2 separate regions of the Homo sapiens genome follow, and region 2 is linked to region 1. A link is a loop called in an ENCODE intact Hi-C map of the cell type or tissue named here. Cell type or tissue: CD14-positive monocyte. All regions are shown on one strand. Each heading gives the region's core, and the rest is flanking DNA. Links, peaks and the distances in the headings are about the cores only.

The links. Hi-C counts contacts between places; a loop is a spot of excess contacts. Peaks named below come from ENCODE experiments on the same cell type or tissue, not always from the same donor. Only the 100,000 strongest peaks of a DNase experiment are listed, where the experiment ranks them.
Region 2: a loop joins it to region 1, with 4 times the contacts of the local background. A loop is called at or near these places in 57 of 110 quality-filtered maps.

The regions. Positions count from the first base shown.
Region 1 is chr14:70,820,884-70,823,788 of GRCh38, reverse strand. It overlaps LOC124903341 (a long non-coding RNA gene), which reads right to left and starts at 1,916. Exons shown (of 2, transcript XR_007064246.1): 1 at 1,667-1,916. RefSeq lists a silencer at 1,797-1,996. In CD14-positive monocyte, for the core only: no CTCF peak of the experiment used is centred there; a DNase peak (open chromatin) is centred at 1,648; H3K4me3 peaks cover 1,708 bases; H3K27me3 peaks cover 2,500 bases.
Region 2 is chr14:70,910,654-70,913,558 of GRCh38, reverse strand. The region is part of intron 1 of PCNX1 (pecanex 1); the gene reads right to left. Among named protein-coding and RNA genes, the nearest start is that of PCNX1, 4.6 kb to the right of the region's middle. In CD14-positive monocyte, for the core only: no CTCF peak of the experiment used is centred there; no DNase peak of the experiment used is centred there; H3K4me3 peaks cover 447 bases; H3K27ac peaks cover 382 bases.

The DNA.
Region 1 (2,905 bases), core at 296-2,795:
TCCCCTGCACCATGGTTGGTATGGATGGGTATCCCCATGTTATAAATGAGGCAACCGCGGCCGAGAGAAGCTGCAGCCAGTCCTTGGGGACGCGGCACCCAGGACTGCTTCTCCTAGAATTCAAGATGCTTCTTTTCTTTCCTCCCTTTTAGGTTTCAAATCTCTATTTCAGGCAATACTTGATATATTATGTATTTATAATTCAAGTTTTCAGACTTTTCTTAGCAGCAGGTTATAAAAAGGAGAGAAGCAGAAGCTGAGACAGGGAGGAAGCAAACAGAATGGGGCAGAGGTGGGAGTGGGAGGCTGAAGGCTTCCAGGAAGATAAGCTTCCTCGACTGTTAGTGGATTCCGCATCTGCGGCAATTCTACCCCCATCCGGACTAGAGGCTTTGGGACTACTGAGAACCAGGACCACCTATTTTCACAGCAAATGCCTGGAAGGAACCCAGGTGTCACATGTTGAGGGTTTATCAGAATAAATGGCTGTTATTTTCTTTTCCTCTTCCCTTTCCTTCTCACCTACCCTTATTAGTGATCTAGTGTCATAGCTGCAGAGTGACAGCAGGGAGACAGGAGTGAGCGGAGAGTGTGGGACAGAGGGGAAGAAAGAGAAACAGGCCATACGCAGACCTACAGGCAGCTCCTGAGCTACCCAGATCGCTTCTCCTGTACAGGAAGAGCTGCTGGCCCGAGGGAAGGGAAGAGGGGGTCCCTGTTGGAGCAACTGGAGTGGCAGGAGGCGAGTGGGTCGAGGGAGAGTTATTAATATGCACTAGAACACATATTTACAACTGGTGGCTTAAATTAAGGGCAGCACATTCACACCTAGCTACTCCCAGGCTTCCCACAAAGACATCTGAAGCGTGCAAAGCGCGCTCCCTGAGCCCAGCCCACCAAGGGGCGCGGCCCGCCTTGGTAGGGACAAGGTCTCTGGCGCTGGCCTGAGCGGCTGCGGGAGTTCGCTCCTGGGAGAGCGCAGCGAAACCGAGGGCATCCTTCCCTGTAAGAGGAGGGGGCGGAGGAAGGGAGGAGGGGAGGAAGGAAGGAGGGGAGGAGGGGAGGAGGAGAGGAGGAGGGAAGAAGGAAAGTGGGGGTGAAGGGAAGGAGGAAAGGAGGCGGGGAGGGAGAGACGGAGGAAGAGAGGGTGGGAAGAAGGAAGGAGAGAGAGAGGGCGAAGAGGGGAGAGAGGGGCGAACGAGAGAGATGTGGGGAGAGGGGAGAGGAGAGGGACGGGGCAGGGGAGGGGAGAGCGAGGGAAGAGAGAAAAAGAGAGAACGCAAGGGGGTCGGGGAGAAGAGAGAGGAGAGCGAGAGAGAGCGGGAGGAGAGGGGGAGGGAGAGAGACGGGGGAGAGCGAGACAGAGCGTGGGGAGACGGGGAGAGGGGAGAGCGAGAGAGCCAGGGGAGACGAGGAGCGAGCGAGAGGAGAGGGGAAGAGAGAGAGAAGGGGGAAAGCAAGAGAGTGGGGGGAAAGCGAGAGAGAGAGAGGGGAGAGACAGAGGGCGGGGGAGAGCGAGCGCGAGCGAGGGGAGGGGAGAGAGAGAGGCGCGCGCTGGTTGCTCCCGCGAAACCCTAAGCTCCGCCAGCGCTATTGCCCCTCCCGCTGCCAGCCCCGCGTCCACGTGGGGAAACTGTCCCTCCTGTGCCGGGAAGAAACGACTCACCGCCTTGCAGAGGCGCGGAAGCTGTGCGCGGGACGCCACGGCCCCGAAGCCGCGAGTGACCGCAGCTCCGATCCCCCGGCGGGAGGCCTGCCCGAGCGTGGGAGCCGAGCCCAGGGCCCTTTCTCCGCACTGGCTGCGGACCTAACCCTTCCTGGGCCCCTCCTCCCCCTGGGGAGAGAACGTCAGCGCCGAGGATCCTGATGCGGGGGCGCGGTGGCGCCGACCGAGAGCCCGCCCGGTCCCCGTGTTGGGGGGCAGAAGGGGAGGGGTGGGCCGCAAGGGGCGGAGAGGGCCCGGCGTCCCAGCTGGGATGGAGTTACCAGAATGGGGTTCGAGGCAGCCTAACCCTCCGCGCTGAGTCCTGGAAGGCAGCCTCTGTATGTAGCTCGGTGCATTTTGCACGAAGATAGGCTGCTCCCGGCGGGGTAGGGGGTCGGGGAAAGGTCCTCCTGGGGGTAAACTGATCAGAGAGCCGATAATGGATTCTGGCTCCGACACACGCCACCCCTGCTTGCTTAGTGGCTCTGCACCCCACTTTTTATATAAAGTGGTTATTCAAAGTACCTAGCACATAGGTTTTTTGGTGAATATTGAATGGGAAGGGCAGGTGAAGTCCTTGGCACAGGCCCGGCACACCGACCGATGGACCCAAGAATGTCAATTATTTTTGCTGTTATTCCCTCCAACCTCAGCTGTCCTTTCTCAGAAGCAAAGCTAGGAGACACCAGAAGAGCCGGTGCGAAAGTTTGGCTTGTTTTAACATAAAACCCACACTCCCTAAGGAAGTGGATTCTGAGTGGGAAAAGCTTTGGAGTCAGAAGCAGGAACCCCTGATTGGGTCTTGGGCTTCTGTTCCTTAGTACTGTTCCTTAGTACTTAGCCACACTGAATAAACTCCCTGGGCTTCCGTTTCCTTATTAGTAAAATTGGCTAAAAAGTCCCAACCAGGTAGTACGATCCCTTCTGCCTTTATTGAGGGCTCACTATGTTCTAGGCACTGCTCTTAGGGCTGCCTCCGTATTATCTCAGTTAATCTCTAAGCTAGTTTAGGAGGTAGTTAGGATTATTTAAAATCTCCATTTTGCACTTGAAGAAACCAAGACTTAACAGAGAGGCTAAGTAAATTGTCCTAGACCACACAGTGAGTCATGGCAGAACTGGACAGAACTGAGATTCAACTCAGGCAACCTGGTTCCAGAGTCTGTATTTTTTTTTTAATAGACAAGGTCTTACTCCCTC
Region 2 (2,905 bases), core at 111-2,610, 90 kb before region 1:
TTTAGAGTCTGAATATAATCTCTCCACAGATTTATGTGGTATATATTACTGTATATATCATGTATGTATGTATAACCACACAGCTGTATGCACAAAAAGCCATACGTACTGCACTTTCAATGACTTAAGTGTTTTTCAAGGGTCATTTTGTATTTGATTTTTCAGTAATTTTATATTTGATTTTTGTCTTGTAGAGACTGACACCGAACCTAACCCCTAAGTAAGCAGCTCCACCATATGATACAGCCTACCACAATCCTCCCTCCACCTCCAACTATTCTACATCAGTTAACAAGTCTAAAAAAGCTTCACATGTATAATAAAAAATTCATTCAACAAATACTTCTTCAGATCCTAATATGAGCCAGGCAGTCATGCAGACACTTGATAAACACTGATGAGTAAATCAGACCTGGCCCCTGCCCTCATGGAACTTACAAGGTATGGAAGTGGAGGATGATCGAGAGGACAAACAAGTAAACAAACAAAAAATATATGTTTGTGTTAAGTGCTATGGAAGAAAGTTATGGAATGGAATGATGAAAAAAAAGAGAGGGAACCTATTTATGGTTATCAGGCTCAGCCTCTGTGAGGGGATAATACTGAAGTCCAGCCCTAAAGATTAAGTAGCAGCCAGCCTTGCAAAGAGCAAGAAGGAAGAGTATCCTTTCAGAAGGCACAACACGTGCAAAGGTCTCACAGGAGGAAAAGGCTCAGTGGGCTAAAGTAACAGAAAGGCCAGTGTGACTACAGCACAGTGGGAAAACTGCACAAACTGTAAACAAAGGCAGAATAAGCTCTGGTGGCTTAATAAAGATTCTGGATTTTTTTCTAAGTGCCAAAGAAAATCTTTAAAGAATATTTAAAAGAATGACACAGATTTATGTCTTTTCCTCTGAGCAGAAAGTGGTAAGATTTGCTCAAAAGCAAGGGGTGGGGGATAAGCAACTAGATACAGACAGTGCCATTAACTAACATGACAGAGTGAGGAAAAACATTTTGTGGCAGTGTTGTTTAGGGGGGAATTCAGAAGCTTTTGGGCATGATACTTTTGGGATGCCTGTGAGACAGCCAAGAGGTACGTTGAGTAGCAGCTGGATGTCAGTCAGGGGCTGGTAGTTAGGAATATTGATCAAGTTATTTAAACTTACCTAGAATGTTTATAAAATACAAATCAATAGGCCACACTCCAGATCTACCGAATAAGAAAGGGCTTGCACATCATTAACATTGTCAAGTGATTCTGATGTCAACTGGAGGAGTCTGGGAACCACTTACGTAATAAATTTTAACGTTCTTTTTTTTCTTTTTTCTTTTTTTTTTTGAGACAGAGTCTCGCTCTGTCGCCCAGGCTGGAGTGCAGTGGCACAATCTTGGCTCACTGCAAGCTCTGCCTCCCAGGTTCACAACAGTCTCCTGCCTCAGCCTCCCGAGTAGCTGGGACTACAGGCGCCCGCCACCATGCCCGGCTAATTTTTTGTTTTTTTAGTAGAGACGGGGTTTCACCGTGTTAGCCAGGATGGTCTGGATCTCCTGACCTCGTGATGATCTGCCTGCCTCGGCCTCCCAAAGTGCGTGAGCCACCGCGCCCAGCCATAAATTTTAATGTTCTATTTCATCACCTAGGGATATATTGCTTTACAGAGGAAAACAATATATTGAGCAATATGTTATGAAAATGATTTGACTTAATAATCCAGAGCTATTTAGTCTCCTACAGTCATACAGCATTATAGAGGAAACACTTCCAATTAGCCATTTTTTCAAATGACATTTACTGAAGGCCATTCTGAAGGTAAATAATTTCTTCTATTTCATAAATATTTTCTTGAAAAACACCCATGAAATATCTCACAAATGAGTAAATCAAGGTTCAGAAAGGTGGAGTCTTGCCCACAGGACACACAATCAATAACAAAGCCAAGATTCAAAAATCAAGACACTAATTCCAATCTGCTTTCCACCATACAAAAATGCCACTCACCCCCAAAAATCTCATCATCTGTGACATGTACAAAAATCACTGTAACTAGATAAAAAAGAATGAGTACCTTAAAGGAAACAGACAGGACAATCAGAATTAAGAAACAAAAATTTTTTCTTCATTTTCACTACTTAAAAGATTTTTAACTAGTTGATGTATATAGAGTCCACCTTTCAAAGTATCCACAAATGCTCCTAAATAAACACCAAAAGTGTTTGAATCCTATAAAGTCCTAAGACTGTTTCCTAACTTAATGTACGATCTCTCCACAGATTTAGGCACTTTTTGGGGGGGAATAAATAAAAGGCAGCCTGTACAGTGACTTTGCCTTCAGAAAGCTCTGTGTAAATCCCAGCTCACAACTTGCCTACTAACAGCAAAACCTCATGAGGTCACGGGGTTAAAGAACCTATACATGTACTTTTAAAACAGTCATTATCACTTACAGTTATTATTGTAAGAGCATGCAAATAATAACCTATGGCTGTCTGAGATTTTAACACAAAATGTTGGATTTTGCTTTATTTTTGGTGTATACTTCAAACTATCTACCTTTTACTAGTATGTTTCCTAAAATGTTTACAAATTCTCTGTCCTGACCACCCCTGGTCTAGGGTTCATCCCCTGACTATAAGATCAGGGTCCCTCTTTACTTACCCTTTCCTAGCAGTTCTAACAGTAACAACTCATTACCCCCAGGCTAGATTTTAAGTTCCTTGAAAGCAGAAGCTGTGTCTTGTGCACTTCTCAATCATTCATCGGAGTACTACATGTGCTTTACACTAATCTAGGTCCTAAAAATACAGCAGTGAACGAAACTAAGTTCCTGCCCTCTCAGAGCTTATATTCTAATAAGATAAGAAAGACATAAAAACAAATAAATAGATATCAGTTAGGAATAAATACCATACTATTTTAAAA